2 separate regions of the Homo sapiens genome follow, and region 2 is linked to region 1. The links are chromatin loops, found by intact Hi-C in ENCODE. Cell type or tissue: heart left ventricle. All regions are shown on one strand. Links, peaks and the distances in the headings refer to the core of each region. The heading gives the core; the rest is flanking DNA. Region 1 holds the start of GLIS3-AS1 (GLIS3 antisense RNA 1). Region 2 overlaps GLIS3 (GLIS family zinc finger 3).

The links. A loop is a pair of places that touch in the nucleus more often than their neighbours do. Peaks named below come from ENCODE experiments on the same cell type or tissue, not always from the same donor. Only the 100,000 strongest peaks of a DNase experiment are listed, where the experiment ranks them.
Region 2: it touches region 1 in a loop (2.0-fold over the local background); 4 of 110 quality-filtered maps call a loop at or near these places.

Annotation. Positions count from the first base shown.
Region 1 is chr9:3,894,819-3,903,160 of GRCh38, forward strand. It overlaps GLIS3 (GLIS family zinc finger 3), which reads right to left. Exons shown (of 11, transcript NM_001042413.2): 7 at 3,873-4,017. It overlaps GLIS3-AS1 (GLIS3 antisense RNA 1), which reads left to right and starts at 3,828. Exons shown (of 2, transcript NR_026663.1): 1 at 3,828-4,141; 2 at 6,015-6,430. In heart left ventricle, for the core only: no CTCF peak of the experiment used is centred there; a DNase peak (open chromatin) is centred at 3,923.
Region 2 is chr9:3,830,029-3,838,370 of GRCh38, forward strand. All of the region lies in intron 9 of GLIS3 (GLIS family zinc finger 3), which reads right to left. Among named protein-coding and RNA genes, the nearest start is that of GLIS3-AS1, 64 kb to the right of the region's middle. In heart left ventricle, for the core only: no CTCF peak of the experiment used is centred there; no DNase peak of the experiment used is centred there.

The DNA of each region.
Region 1 (8,342 bases), core at 195-8,194:
ACAATTGGAATCAATAAAATTCCCTTCTTCTCGTAGATTTCTCTTGTTCCAGCTGTGTTAGCTCATCCTTGATGAGTAGTTTCTGTGGGACTCAAACATCTCAACCACACTGGCCTCTATGATGTCTTCATGGCTTAGGTCATTTGCTAAGGTCATGTTTTACTGAATCTGTAGTACAGCTTCGGTTTGAAAGGAGCCATAATTTTTGTGGTCATTCATGGGACAGATCATCTTCCATACAGCATTCACTGTTAATAAATGGACTCCCTGCCAAGACCAGGCACTGTTCCACACTGTCCATGATATCTCAGACTCACCAAATATGGGCTTCTATATATCATTAGTTCATCACAGGTGTTCACCAGAAGATATACAAGCACTAAGCCTTGAAAGTGGCATTCACACTTCGATCAACAGGCTATGAAATAGTCCCTCTTAGACTATCAGATAAATCATCTAAATTTACAGGCCTGGCCTGGGGCATTATTATATGGAACACAGAACCTTTGAACAAAAGGGCAAAAAATATAAATGAGCCATCCTTGAGGCCTGCTTATTGCTGCCTTGGCCTTCCTGTTTGTTAGGTTACAACACTGCTCTCAGGTGAGCTCAGGAGCAGGCTTGGGGAGGCCTGGGATTTTCAGAATAGTAGACAAGTAAACACCTTAATTTTATGAAAGTCATCCTCAGCATGGCCTCAAGTGATATTTGGCTGCTTTAACCTGGGACGCTATTATCTTTCACAGAAATAAAAGTATTTTCAGGCAATCCTTTCCAATCAAGCTCTGTCTTTCTTTTCAACCTGAAAAGTTTGTTTCAATGAGGGAAGGCAACACTTCAGGAGAAGTGCAAGACTTGTATGTTCCAGAACTGCCATCTTCCCTGTTCATCTTCATGCTGTGCAAAGTATCCTTCTCTTAGAATGTTATAAAGCATCATATACTTGACCAGAATTTCCATTGCAAAACTATGACTTCTTCACACCACAAGTCCTCAATCGTTGTGGCTTCTGAAAGATTATGGTGCTCAATGCCAAATTTAACTGCCTCCTATTCTATGCTCATACATACTCAACGGGTTTCCATCAAAATATTTTTGTGATAAATTAATTTACTAGCACTTAAAGGTAGAAGTGCCTGACAATCATTAAACAAATATTTTCTTGATTTTGTATAATAGAACATAAAAGGGAATAACTCCAAGTACTTTTGCTATTTAGCCAAGTCTTAATCTTCATCAAATTGTCTTAACACTTCAGATTTTACATTTAACTAATTGATGAAGTTTCCTTTTGCACCTTTGGCATTTTTCATGGTTTGGCTTCTTTCCATAGATCTAGGGCGAAGGTTTGCAGTGGATGTTAATATGCACTCCACACAAGCACATTTCTAGAACTTTAAAAGAAAGGCTTAAATTTTTGTTTTGTAATTTTTTCCCCTGCCTGGTTCTGCCTCTTGGTTTGTTGCCTACTCTGCAAAACAAAAGGCGTAACATTTTTTTAAAAGGAAGAAAGTTAGAAAGCAAAATCATACCTGAGGGAAGGAGGAATAAGGAAAGAAGTAGGGCCCGAGCACAGTGGCTCATGCCTGTAATCCCAGCACTTTTGGAGGCCGAGGTGGGTGGATCACCTGAGGTCAGGAGTTTGAGACCAGCCTGGCCAACATGGTGAAATCCAGTCTCTACTAAAAATACAAAAAACTACCCAGGTGTGGTGGTGCACACCTGTAGTCCCAGCTGCTAGGGAGGCTGAGGCAGGAGAATTGCTTGAACCTGGGAGGTAGAGGTTGCAGTGAGCTGAGATGGTGCCACTGCAGTCCAGCCTGGTTGACAGAGTGAGACTCCCATCTCAATTAAAAAAAAAAAGAAGTAGAGAGGGTAAACTTTCACAGTCATAAGGTACCTGGAGAAGTAAAATTCTGGGAACAAAGTTGAGCAACATGATCATCTGCATGTTTCAAGTGTTCTCAAGAGTTACGGAAAATGTGGGTCAACCTGAAGACACTCCACTGATGGCTGGAGCAACTTAGGTATCCTTGCCCCTTAGGAGGCAAACCTACCACAGCCGGAGGCTCTAATTCCAGAGCTCAAAATCTTTTTGAGGACCGAATATAGAATAGAGTCATGGACAAAAAGTGGACATTTGCTTGGAATGACAAAAACATTTCAAGCTGAACCTTAAAATATTTAAAACTCTAAAGCTTTAAAAACACTACCAGACATATAAAAACAGACACCAAGACAAATGTGACAGTTTCGAAAATGAGCCATATGCTGTATGCTACATACAACAAAGGTGCTAATGTTTTCCATAGATATGGATAGCATTGCTTCCCAAACCCATTTCTGAGAGGATTAAATACAGCCAGACTAGCCCATCACTAGAAACCATTTATATTGTATGTTAGGCCATTTTTCAATCACTTCTGGTTAGTGTTGACTGTTGACTATTGGGTTCCAGGTCTTAGTAAGATCATAGATTAATGAACTGAAGTAGTAGGGGAATGCTTTATAGGCTGTTTAAAATTGTTTGCTAATTTAATGTGCTGAAATAAATGTTCATATATCAAATACTGAACAAATCAGACACACAAAAACAAAAGCTAGTCATGGTTTTTCATATATATATATATATTTAATACAAAATATTTATGTATGTGTTGGTAACACTGCACATTGATATATTTGATGTCTGTATATGAACCTGTACCTGAAACCTCTGTAAGTTTGGTCAACCCTTCTTCGTCTCATCTCCCTGTGTCTCAAAAAGCAGAGGCTATGTTGTCCCCAACAGTAAGTGCTTAAAGCAACTGATAAAGGTCCAATGGGCCATGATTAAGGCCCAGTTTTGATGACTGATGCTCTTGCAATACTTGCTTACTGCCCTTTCTCTCTGCATCTGAATCAACTGAGAACTGTCAAATTTAAAACGTTGTACAAGGATGTCTTTCTCCCATTCCACTGCAATGCATCTGTAAATTTTAAATTCTAATGGCTTATTCATACTTTTCGAAAGAAAAAAACAGTCTGCTGCCAAACCTGGCTCTGGAATCAGATGGGGGTGGGGGTAGTATCTGCAACCCACAGAAAATAGAAAATTCTCATTGTCTGGAATGTGGAGCTGGTAAATCTTTTTTCTCATCTTCATAGCATGACTGTAAGAGTGTTCCATATGTAAGGACAATCACTAATTATGTTTGCATAAGTATATCACCATTACAGAGAGTAGAAAATGCATAAAAATCCAGGCTGAGTAAAAGAAAAATAACTTCCTTATGGTATATTAATCTTTTCTTATTTTTTTTGTTTTTTACTACATACATGTAATTTTCCAAATATAGTCACCTATTATTCAAACCTAGGCAGATGGAAGGTGGTCTGGGAGTGTCATCCCATCTCCTTTCCCACAATGGTTGGCAAACATGAATGAACATTCTTATAAGTTGGTTTGCTGATGTGAAAATTTCCTTAGAGACCTGGGGCTTCCTTTTAAAACATAAAGATGACAACAACTGTTTCATTAAGAAATCCACACGCAGCCTGCTACCTGCTTAAGGAGGAAACATTTCCTTCGAGTCTAAATCAAGTGAGTAAATGTAACATAACTGCGAGGGTTGGGTACACTGAATTTCTGGCAGAAGTCCATAACTAAAAGAGGTAATGCATTATTTTATTTTATTTCTTTATGAGAAAAAACAATCTGCTGCCACACCCAGCTCAGGAATCAGAAGGGGTGGAGAGCAATTTGCAGCCCATTGATAAAGAACAACACAGACGATCTTAGGAAAATTTTTCTCACGTGAGCATTCCTTTTAACCAGAGTAAAAGGCCTAAAAAAGGGTAGTTGTGGTTGGCTCTGCCTTTGCTGTCTTTACCTGAATAGAGGTCAGGCCCGGGTCCAGGGGAGCGTCCCACGGTCCCTTCAGCAGCAGCATCTCTAGGGGAAGTGGCCGGCTGCAGGGACTGCACGGTGAGGCAATCTGTGAGCAGGTCTGGATGGAGCTCTGTGCTGGACCGCAACTAAGAGGACAAAACGGAAGAGACATCGATAAGGAGAGCCGGTCCTTGGAATATTTTCCTGGGAAGGCATCATGCTCTATCAGTGCAACTCAGCCCACAAAAATTTATCAAGCAGCAACTACGGGTAAGGCACAGAGCTTAACAGAGTGTCAATAAAAGGATCAGTTCTCCAATCCTAATAACACCTGGCAAGAGCTTCTGGAAAAATGTGGCTAGAGGCGGATTTGACTTCAGTCCTTGATATTTCCACTTCTGGCAACTCAACTTCCTATTATACTTCCTTTTATTTGCTCCGTATCTTATCAGAACTTGTAACGATAACAACAACAAACTCAAGTAGATTTAGTCCATCTTGGAAAGTGCTTTTAAAATAGAAACACTGTCATGAAAACATCCCAGAGATGATTAAGAAATGCCCATTGAGATTTAACTCCTATAGATTTTCCATGAAAGGAAAATACTCAAGTTAAATTTTAATATATTATGGCATGATTCAAAGATAAAACAATGTGATTAACAGTAACAAAACTCCAACAGTCAGTTACATAAAAACAGAACAATTTAGATCTTATACATTAAAGAGTTACATGTAAAAAAAAAATCAAACAATAAAAAATGCTAAAATAAACTAGGTGAAAAGTTATCTGATCTTTTAATGAATAAGAATTTTTTAAGTGTAATTGAAATGGAAAAAAAAAACAATGTAAGATTTAGTGACATAAAAATATTAACGTTCTGCTTGTACAAAAACATAATACCTTAAAAGCAATCTAGAAATGTATTTGTTACAAATATTGCAAATGGTAATCATCTTTGGTATTTAAAGAGTGTGTGTATAAATGGATTTTATAAAGACAAGACTAAACCTTTAGATATAGAGCTAGAGTATGCTTATGCAGTCAACAAATATTTATTAAGTGTTTGTTACATACTTCTCTAGACCCTAGGAATACTGACTGCTTTTGTCAAAGTTAGACTCTAGATGGGGAAGCAGATGATGAACAAATAAAACATATACAACCTCAGATGGTGATAAATGCTATGGAGAAAAGTGATGCGGAGAAGCGAGACAGTGAGTAGGAATAAGGGGTGGCAGCTTTAGATAGGAGATCAAGGAAAGCCTCTTGAAGATGGCATTTATAAAAAGCTTTGAAAGAAGTGAGGAATAAGCCGTACAGACCTATGGGGGAAGAACCTGCCTACCCTGTGGTTGTGCGGAGAAGTAAGAGTCAAGCAGGGTGAGCCTGGGGCCTGGGGAAGAGAAATAGAAGATGAAACCAGAGATAAAAGGTGGGGAGGTGGAAATGGGAAGGAGACGTTGGATAAAGCCTTGACTTGAACAGAAACTGTTAAAAAAAAAAAAAAAAGGAGAAACAGAAATGATAATAAGCGTGAAAAATGTTTGCACACTTGCAAAGAAGTGCAATGTTAAAACGTCTTTTTACTTGCTGAATTATCAAAAACTTAAAAAAAAACAGTAATGAAGGTACAGTGAGAGAGGCATTGTTCAACAATGTTCATAGGAGTGAATATTGGTACAAACAGTCTAGATGGTATGTGGGAATATTTTTTCAAGGTCCATAATTGAAATAATTTGATTCTAGAACTTGTCTTAAGGAAATAGCCAGAGGTGTTAAAGAAGATTTGTACCCCCCCCAAAATATACACATATATATATAAAACAAATAGCATTATTTATAGCAATACCTAATCAGAAAATGTAACTTAAAATGTCTTAAATGTCCACAAATAGGGCTAATCAATGATTTTACCTCAATTTGATGGACTATTATGCAACCATTAAAATGGTATTCATGAACATAAAAGCAAAACTCAAAGTTTTATATATATACAAAATGATAATTACATAAAAATACACAGACAAAATATCAGAAAGTAATATAATTGAACATTACAACTGATTTTTGCTTTCAGTAGTACTATTATGAATTTATTTCCTTCCCTTTTTTAAAGTCCTTTCTTCTGCTTTCTGTAAGGTCCTCTGAACGGGCCACACCACGGTTGAGCCATTGTGACCCCTGCGACACACAGGTCCAGGCCTCCTGGAGTCACAAAGCTTTGAGCAACAGGAGAACCACTAAAGAAGAAGAAACAGCTAGCTCCTGCCTTAACTGATTAACCGAACTTGCAACATTCCACCATTGTGATATGTTCCTGCCCTACCCTAAATAATCAATCGGCCTTGTGATATCCTGCCATGTGAACTCCCTCCACCTCGTGACTACGCACCTTGTGACATTCTTCCCCTGCCCGAAAAGACTGCCCCAACTGTAACCTTCCACTACCTATCCCAAACCTATAAAACCAGTTCCACTCCCACCGCCCTTCGCTGACTCCCTTTTCAGACTCAGCCCGCTCGCACCGGAGTGAATAAACAGCCTTGTTGCTCACACTTAGCCTGTCTGGGTAGTCTCTTCAATTAGGCACGCGCTTAACACTTTCCAAATTTTCTACATTCAAATGATGTGCCAAAGCTGGCTCGCACCAATCTGAGGTGTCAATTTTGTGCGTCTTTTCCAAACTTTCCATGCAATGATGATAGACTGATAGCTTGAAATCGGTCATAGTGAAGTATTTACACCATGGAAATTGGCAATTCTACAAACAGGCTTTTTCCATCTAAAGAGCTGGTTGCTATACATTACCAGCACACCACTGGCAATGACGATGACCAAATTCTGATCAGAAAGAAAGACAAACACACACATACAACAGTAAGTTACTGTTTAGAGAGAAGTATTTCTTGGGTCTCAGAAAGCTTCATAAAGAGACAAATGCATGTCCAGGTCTTAGCCCAAGGATATGAAAGTGGCACAGTGACCCTAAATACAGGGAAGGGACATTTAACACAGGTAGTGACTGAGACATCACTTTGTTGTAATTTCCTCAGCTGTGGCACATTCCAGTCTCTGACCAGGACTCTCTGTATTAGTGCCTAACTAACTCTTTCAGGACCTTTGGAAGGTATGTTTGTTATTTTTGTACTAACCTAATACATGCCGTGTAAGAAAAACTGGAAAAAAAAATTCAAGGCTTGGAATGAGTTCTGGTGATCACTTTTAATTTATCTTCTATCATTAAAATATGATCTGGGGTCCACATGTTTTACCAAGGGCAGACATGGATGCTTTTCTGCTTTCTATTACCAACTACTCTAGGGTTTTATAGTTACCCGTACCAACGAGGTCTTTGCAAGGAATTTCACGGCTAGGGTTACTTCTGGCATCAAAGACGGGCAATTCTTTCTTAGCTTCACTAAATATTCATGTTTTCCAACAGTGTGAGTCCATACAACTTTGTGGTGAGAGTTAATTTGGTTTTCTCTGGGATTAGGCATGGTTCTAGAAAGGGCTTCTTAAATTGAACAAGCTTAGGAACCTTAAGTAAAATTTCCAAAGGAGAGCCGTATGCATAGAAACGCAGTCATGATATGGAAGTGTAGTGTCCCTCACAGATCTTCAGACCAGGAAAGGGGCTTTCAGATCCCTTAAGGTTTTTAAACATTCTCTAGTACAGGAATGATCTAAAGGGTGAGGCAGGAGGCACATAGCAGAATCTCTTGGGAGGGGTGTCTTTCAATGTAACATAGTTTTATATTTGGAATAAGAAGCCCAACTATTTATTTAAAAAACTGCATAATGTATATTTTACCAACATCTTCTTAGCTGTCAGGAATAGTTAAAGAAGATAGAGGGAAATTTTTCAGTGACAGGAGGGAGGGTCTTTACTTGTGGTTCCCAATCTTGGGGATGTATCAGAATCACCTGCAGCGCCCCACCCCAGAGCTGCTCATTCAGTAGGTCTGCGATGCGTTTCTAAGTTCCCAGGTGATGATGCTTCTACTGGTCTTGGGATTTCACTCTTGGAACCACTAGTCTCTAAGAATTTTTATGAGGAGAAACTAATAGTTTTCTGTTTATGGAAAGAGGAAATGAACTGTGGAAACAGCGAATTATAAAAACCTAGCATTTTTAAATATAGGAACAGAAACCTTACTATCTCATCTTCCTTGATCAACTGTGACGAATAAAGATCTTTCTGAAGTAGTGACTTTGGGCATCTAGTTAGCAGATACTAGGAAAAGTCACAGGAGGAGAGGATACCTACAAATGCTAGGAATGTCTGCAAGTCATTGGACTTGGAGATACTGGGAAGGTAAGTTCCAACTTATGCAGGGATGAATATGTCATGTTTTGTAGCTTGTTGTCATCATAAAATATCTTGGCAATTTTCTAAGAAGCCTCCTTGGGACATCTGGACCTTAAAAGTTTATGTTATCTCCTGTGAGAAGTAACCATTAAGCC
Region 2 (8,342 bases), core at 44-8,043, 65 kb before region 1:
ATACTTAACTATTTCTATTGTTGATCTTTGCAGTAAATGGAAAAACTGGAAGTGAATAATGTTATGAAAATGTTAGAAAATACAACACAAAACTCCAAAAAAGAAAAAATATGAGAAAAGAGTAATATTTGAAAATAATCATCAACCTTTTGATAATCTTATTTCATCTATTCCTTTCAATTTTTTTTCCATTCAATGTAGTTTTCCTTGGGGTCCCATGTGGTTCTTCTCTATGATCCTCCACTCCTTTCATGATGGCTTACTTTTTTCTTCTTTCTCCTTGCCTCATAATACATTTAAGTCAACAGATTATTTTCTTGGAGTATAATATGCTTCTGAAAATATAATAATGAAATCTTAGTTCCGTACATTATTGGAGGGAGCATTGTGGCTCTGCTGTTAACTCTCTACATTTCCTTGTGTCTGTCTCCTCAACCGTAAAATGTGAATGTCATTGTGTACTTCACTGGGCTATTGTGAAGATTAAGTGAGTCATTGGATAAGGAAGTCCATCTCTAACGTTTTAAAGCACTTTATAAGTGTCAGTTATTATTGATATCACTATTCTGGTTTTGATGGAAAAAAAGGGATTAATAGAGGAAGTACCCCAGGATTTCTTCCACAAACACTAAATAATGGAGAATGCAGAACAAACCCATGGACTTTGGACCCTTATTCCTGTGTGCCTTCCTCTACTAGAACTGCCTCTTCTTGAGATTGGAAGGCTTCATCCCTTATTAAAGAAATGAACCACCTATCAAAAGAGAGGGAAGGTGCTATTTAAGTTTCTTCTTAGCTCTCTTTAAGTAAAACCAGGGTGAACTGATACATCCAACCTACTATGCTCTCAACCCTTCTCATTTCCCATTAGGACCCACAATGTAGCCTGTGTAACTGCTCAGATCACCCTTGCTGGGACACTGGGAGGCCTATTCTATGGTTGTTATGAATATTGCCAAAGAATGTCTTAACCGTCCATAAAGATACATACTGGCCCTCTAGGAGTCTATCATCCAAGATAGATCAAATGCAGATTTATGGACAGGGCATATTCATAGTAGAAAACAAAATAATATCCTTTATAAGCAGACTAGAGTGCACTTTATATAGAATCAAAAGAAAAATCCACATACGGTTTGGAAGAAGATTAAATGCTTGTTATTAGTATAGACTAGGAAAATACCTAAGGAAATTCCACGTCAAGCCAGAAGAAGAAAGAATGGAAAGCTATTGTCTTTTTCCCTTTTGATGCCCAAAGGCATGGTTTCAATAGACAGGCAGGCAAAGAACCCAAACAGACCACTCATAAATACTCATATAATTGATCATCCAATATGAGCAAACTGTAAACTCTCAAGCCCACAAAGAAATACAAATCAAAACAATGATAAAATGTCACATTCTACCTATCACATTGGCAAAGATTCCTAAAAATCATTCTCAACACTGAAGTGTGAATGAAGAAGGCATTTCTATGTAATGTTGTAGACATTGCAAGAGAGTACAAGCCTTTTGGAAAACAGTTTGACAACCTGTATCTAGAACCCTAAAAGTGTTCAGACTATTGGATTAAGGAAATACACTTCTGATAAAGTATCCTGAAAATATATTCTGAAGAACATTAAGAAATTCTGCACAGGGACAGAGATTGCAGCGCTAGTGATCAAAACAGAAAACTGAAGAGCCAAAATGGCCAACCATAAGAGAATGTCTAAGCAAACAGTGGTACATTTATGTGATGGGAATTTTAAATAGGTATTAAAACAATATTTATAATAAGCTTTTAACAACATGGAAAGACCATTATAAGGTTCATGTTTCAAAAAGCATGATACAAAATTGAATACAAAGCCTAGGATCAGTTGTATGGATGCCTATGTTACAGAATAAAGATGGCAAGTTACCATATCTATAGTTGTCTTTGGGTATTTTTTTTTTGCCTGTATATTTTTTCTAAATTTTAGCAATAGTGAAGAGCAAGTACTCTGGATCCTGGGGTTCAAATCCTAGCTCAACTACTTACCAACTGTGTAGTCTTGGCAAATTACTTAGCTTCTTGGTGCCTCAGTTTTCCAATTTGTAAAATCAGGTTAATAATAGTAATTACATCATACTGCGTTATAAAGATTAAATGAGTTAATACTTACATATTATACAATTTTATAATTAGCATTTATATAATATATAATTTAATAATATAAATTACATAGTATATATGTTTGCTAAATAAAAAATAAAATTATTTTATAATGACTGTATTTCTTAAAAATAAAAGTTTATTGAGGAAAATAAAATTTCCAAAAAGAACAAGTAAGTTATTTAACAATAACCAATGTAAGAAAGGACAAAGCAGCAGGTATGTGGCATACCCGCTGTTCCTAGGTGGAATCTTCAACAGTTTTGGCCTTTTGAAGACCTGAGCTGTATACCTCTTCTTGCTCATGGCTCCTCAATCCTGCACTAATTGACACACAGACTAATTTCTTCATTTACCCTATTGGGGGCTCCAAACAGCAACATGTCTGAGTGGTTTGAGGGAACCTGGAATGTGGAGATGTATAGTTTCAGTAGTTCCTTGGACTGATCTTGACTTTGATACCTGGAGGCCAGGCACAGGCAAATATGGCAGTATCATCAGGAGGAAAACGTTAGCATAAACCGCCATGGTTGGTCTACTAGAATGTAATCTCTCCTGAGCAAAATAGACAATATTTGCTATCTATATCTTTATGCAAACTCTCCTCATATTTGTCACCCATAAATTTCCTGATAGCACTCCTCAGCGTAATATCAACCTTCCAAGAAAAGATTTTTTCACTAAACTCCCACAACTTCACAAATAGGGACATTAATCATTCGGGGACAATGATAGAGACTTTCACTGGCCTTTCATGAAAACCAATTTATTCACCCTTTCCTATCTTCTCTCATTTTACTAAGAGGGAACAGAAGTGTCAAATGCTTTAGTCTATATTCAAGTGTTGTGATATATGAGAGTATAAAAGGTTTGTGATGTGGCAAAATACACCTAGAAAAGTTAAATATCAAATCCAACATTCTGGGCTTCATCTCCTAGTCTGGATCTGAGCGAGGAGGACAGAGTAGACTCTAATTCCTGCCTGTGGGTGTCTTGGCTGACACAGGAAACTGTCAAAACCAGAATGGCCCCACAAGCATGTTTTATCACTCTAACAGCCAACTCAAGAAAAGAAAATCCTCTTTATTAAATCTCTCCAAGTAGCCAGTTACTAGAGATGCCAAATACACTGGTGTGGATGGTTTTCATATATTCTCTTCCCAGCACTATTTTCACAAACCAACACTTTTTAAAAAATTCCGTTAGGGTCTTGCCACACACACAAATCCAGAGAAGGCCTAACTCATTTTCTGATGAATGGCTCCTGCATTCCAGCGGTTGGATTTCACATAGCAAATTTGGAAATAACACTACTTCTCGGACCCAAAGCAAAATGAGGCAAGATGTTAACACATTTTGTGGGCGTAAAACCTGAGAGTGGTGGCAAGGTCAGCCAATCTGTCCGTCAGTCAATAGTGGCTATCAAGTGCTGGTTAGGGTGCTATTGCTGAAACCAAAGAAATGTAAGACATCATCCTTGTCTTTGAGGATTGATAACACAGCTGGAGTGAGAACACATGCATTTATAGTAGCATAAGAACATACATATAAATGTAAGTTGGCAATAAATGTTAGTTGTTATTATACATTTAATTTCAGAATCACCCCTCTACTTTAAAAGTTATTTTGCCTTCAAGAATGGAGGAGTGGAGGAACTTGCAGATAAATGTATTCCACCTAAACTGCAGTTCCCAAAGGTCAAGGAGAATCATTCCTCCTTCTCTCAGTTTTGGGAAGTTTTTTTTCCCCCTCCTAAAAACAAACTTGTTCTAATTATAAGAATATTTGAGGCTAATTATAAACTAGAAAATGCAGACTAGTATAAACAAAGAAGGCAAAAATTATTTTTTATTTCCATGATTCAGAAATGGCCAGCTATATACCCACAAAACTGAAACGTTTTATACATTTATCTTCTGTTTTTGCCTCTAATATCATGCATGAGTTTCTTCACATTCATTCATTCTTAGAAGGCTTTTTCTTTTTCTTTTAGTCACGGAGTCACTAGTGTCTCTGTGATGACAGGTTAAAGAGTTCACGGTCCCTTTTGCTAATGATGATAAAGCAGCCCCATAAAGCTTTGGATTTCGTTTCCAAACTAGAAAGGGAGTGGGGAAGGTTAGAGGAGAAAGGAATTACATGAGTAAATATGATAATAGAAGGATACCCTCTAGGGCCATGCTGTCCAAGAGAACTTTCCATGATGATGAAAATGCTCTTTATCTGTGCTGTCCAATACAGTAGCTACATGTGGTTATTACATCTTTGAAATGCGGCTAGTGTGACTGAAGAACTGACTTTTAAATTTTATTGAATTTTAATTAATTCAAATTTAAATAGCCACTCATGGCTATTGTACCTGACAGCACAGCTCTAGGGCAATCTGAATTCCCAGGTCTAGCCAACTTTGTTTCAAGAGTATTTCAAATTAAATTCTAGAAAGAAAAACACATGACCCACCCCAAGTTTAAATAAAGCAACATGAATAATCTTAGGCTCCTGGCCTTCAAGATAGAAAGTATATTAGATTTTTTAATACATCTATCTTTTCCTTGCAAATTTGCCACTTCAATCTTTGTGGAAGGAACCAGAATATAAATACATTAATAAGTAAAGAATGGTCCCTCAACTCCCAACCCCTCAAGAAGCTGAGGAATGTTTTAGGCTAAACTGCCAGGGCACTCCAACCCTCCTAGAGGTACTATGTTCCCTTCTGAAGCAGCAGCAGAAGAAAGAAATGTGTCACCCACTTTCTTCACTTCAGATTGCAGGCCTAGCTCTCCATGTGCACCAGGGTGGCGATGTGCCCTTGTGGGTCTCCATTTATCCTACCATATGATGGTGGAGTGTCAACACAGAAGGCTCTACCCAACTGTTGAGGAACATGGATGGTGATTAATACCATCAGCCTACACTTCGTCAAAGGGATAAGTCATGATCTGTGTACTTAGTAGGTTTGTTTATGCAGCAGATGGCCTTGCAAAACAAAATGCTTGTTTTCCTTTACAGTGAGGCTGGGGAACCACCACCAAACTGTGGGCACTAGGAAAAGTGCTACATGGACAACACTCAGAATCGAGACAGCCCCTTCCCTGCAGTAGGCTCAGACTGGACCATGATGACAACTCATAGGTCCAGAAGGTCCACATATGACAATAGGAACCCCTCAAAAACATCAGGAAGGTTCCCCAGAATTTCCCCCTCCAGAGTGTGACCTAGTCAGGCTTGGCAGGATCCTCTAGGAGACTCCTTGGAAATAATGCTGGGTGTTCCAAGACCCCTTGATATGTCAGATGGGAAAACCCTTTAACTCCATGTGATGCAGACTGTATCAATTCAGGGATCCAGGCTAAGTGCTATAGTTTTTCAGCCACTACCCAAATCTCAGGAGTCATCTATTGTTTGACTTTTCAGAAGAAACAGTGACTAATGTGTGTGCTTGCCTTTGCTGCAATCATTGTAATTTAGCAAAATGAGGGTGTTAACAGTATCTACTTGTAATCACAAAGACTAAAGAGGATTAACAGAGACCATCCAATGTAAAGTGCTGGGCATGTGCCTGACACACAGTTCACACCCTATAACTGTTACTTTTACTTTTTTCTTTTTCTATTCTTCTAATAACATAAGCATTTCAATTTCTATGCTTTCATTTACTTGACAACTATTCACTAAGCACTTATTCAAGTGTTGGGGATATAGTGGTAAATAAATCACACTCCATGCCTTTTTGGAGCCTGCATTTTAGTGAGAAAGAAAGACAAACATATAAATGAGAAATCAAGTAACATAATTTCATACTACATATGACAATAGAAAATTTTCTTTACGGGATACATAGAGATGTAATTCTCTTTTCTGGAATGCATTCAAGATAGGAAGAATGAAAAGGAACAAATAAGGAAGTTTTGACTGTGGTTCCCTTTGTTTGGCCCTGTCTGCTGATGGCAGGTATAGTCAGGAGGCCACCCCACAGCTCTGCTGAGAACCAGCCCTGGCAGAGCAGATTTCCTGCCGTTGGTGCTAAGCAGTTTGTGCCTGGGTAGAAGAATAAGCAGATATCAGCGGCAGAGGCAGAATTGGCAGCCCCTCAGTTTCTTGGTCGTATGGCTGTTTGCTAGCCAAGTGGAAGGAAGGATGTATATTTATGAGCTTTACAGCTCTAATTATTTTTCCGCAGAGACTATAATTTTGTGGGTTACTACTTTAGGAAGTGTAGCGATTTTGGCCCCAGTCATATGGTGGCTGCATATGCAGGGACATGTAGAAGCATAAGTGATGAATGGGTGGACTCAAACCAGGACCCCAAGGACAGGGACACAGAAGATGCATGACCCCACTCTCCTTTGCCTTCAGATTTCTTCTTTTCCAGCACTCTATGGCTCTTTGTGGATTCCCCTACTCTTTTGGGGCCCTTGGCCTACCACCTTTGAATACTTCTCATAAACCAAGTCCAGGGAAAGAAAAGAGGAAAAGATGGTACAAAACCAGTGAAGCCCCTAGGGCAACTCGCTCCTTGGTTTAGGGACAGTGGTGGTATCCCCTAAGACCCAGCAAGACGAGAGCCATATGCTGACAGCCACACCAGGGTTGCTGTTTCCCCCAAATACTAGTGGCTCCACACTTCCACAGCCAACTGCCAACATCTCACCACCGCTCACCACCATCCCCTTCCATACTTCTGCTGTTCGTCTTCTTCTTCCTCTCTGTGACCCTATGTTAAAGGACAATCTCAGCATTCTGCTTGTTAGTTAAGCCAGAGCAAATGAAGGACAACAATCCTGGATCTGGAGGACCCCAGCCTAATGTGCAAGTCTAGAAGTTCTGGTCACCTGGAAAAGAATTCACCCTATGCCTCTGGGCTGCTTTACAAGTTGGAATATTCCCACAGAATAAGGATATTGTTGCTCAATCCACTTCAGGGTCACCAAGTCTCATATGTCACATCCATTGTAACCAAAGGCACTGACCTACGACAGGTCTGAAAAGGTGGCTATTTTCAAGAAGCACTGACCTGCACCACATAAGGCCCTTCATACTACTAACTAAGACGAATTGGAGCATCTTTGGTTACACACCTATTATAATGGTGAAAACTGAAACCAGTGATAACACCAAATGCTGGCAAGGATGTGGAGCAATGGGAACTCTCTTTCACTGCAAAATGGTACAGCCACTTTAGAAGACAGGTTGGCAGTATCTTGCAAAACTAAACATATGCTTACCATAGGATTCAGCAATTGTGTCCTCTTATATTTACCCAAAGGGTTGGAAAACTTATGTCCATACAAATCCCTGTACATGTATGTTTATAGTAGCATTATTCATCACTGCCAAAATTTGGAAGCAACCGAGATTTCCTTCAGTAGGCAAACGAATAAATAAACTGCAGTACATGCAGGCAATGGAATATTATTCAGCACTAAAAAGAAATGACCTATTAAGCCATGAAAAGACACGGAGGGAATTTCAATTTAAATGCATATTGCTGAGTGAAAGAAGCCAATCCGAAAAGGCTACATGCTGCATGACTCCAACTATACAACATTCTGGAAAAGGCAAAATTATAGAGACAGTATAAGTCCGTGGTTTCCACAGGTTGGGGGGAGGGAAGGACGAGCACAGAGGTAGCGAAGCTATTCCGTATGATGCTACCATGGTGGATAGATGCCATTATACATTCGTTAAAACTCATAGGCTGTACAAGAGTGACCCCTAATATCAGCTGTGGACTTTGAGTGAAACTGATGTGTCATTGTAGGTTTATTGATTGTAACAAAGGCACCACTCTGGTGTGGTATGTTGGTAGTGGGAGAGATTGTGTGTGGAGGGGGTGGGGGGAGGAGGGTGTGTGGGAACTCCCTGCACTTTCCACTACATTTTTCTGTGAACCCAAAACTGCTCTGAAATAGTCTATTAAATGGGTGGGCATGTATCTCTGTATTATATGCCTTCCCCACCAAAATATGTATTCCATGAAGGCAGACACCTTGTCCAGTTTGTTAATTATTGTATCCATAGCACTAAGACTAGTACCTGGCATGTAGTAAGCATTCAATATGTATTTGTTGACTGAATAAATGTAAGGAAATCTTAGTTACTTTAATAAGAATTAAAATACAGCCCTTTTACTGAGGTGATATCTTTCTTATTTCCATACACCCCAGTACTTAAGAGAGACCTACAGTCCTCAGCTCTCTGTGGG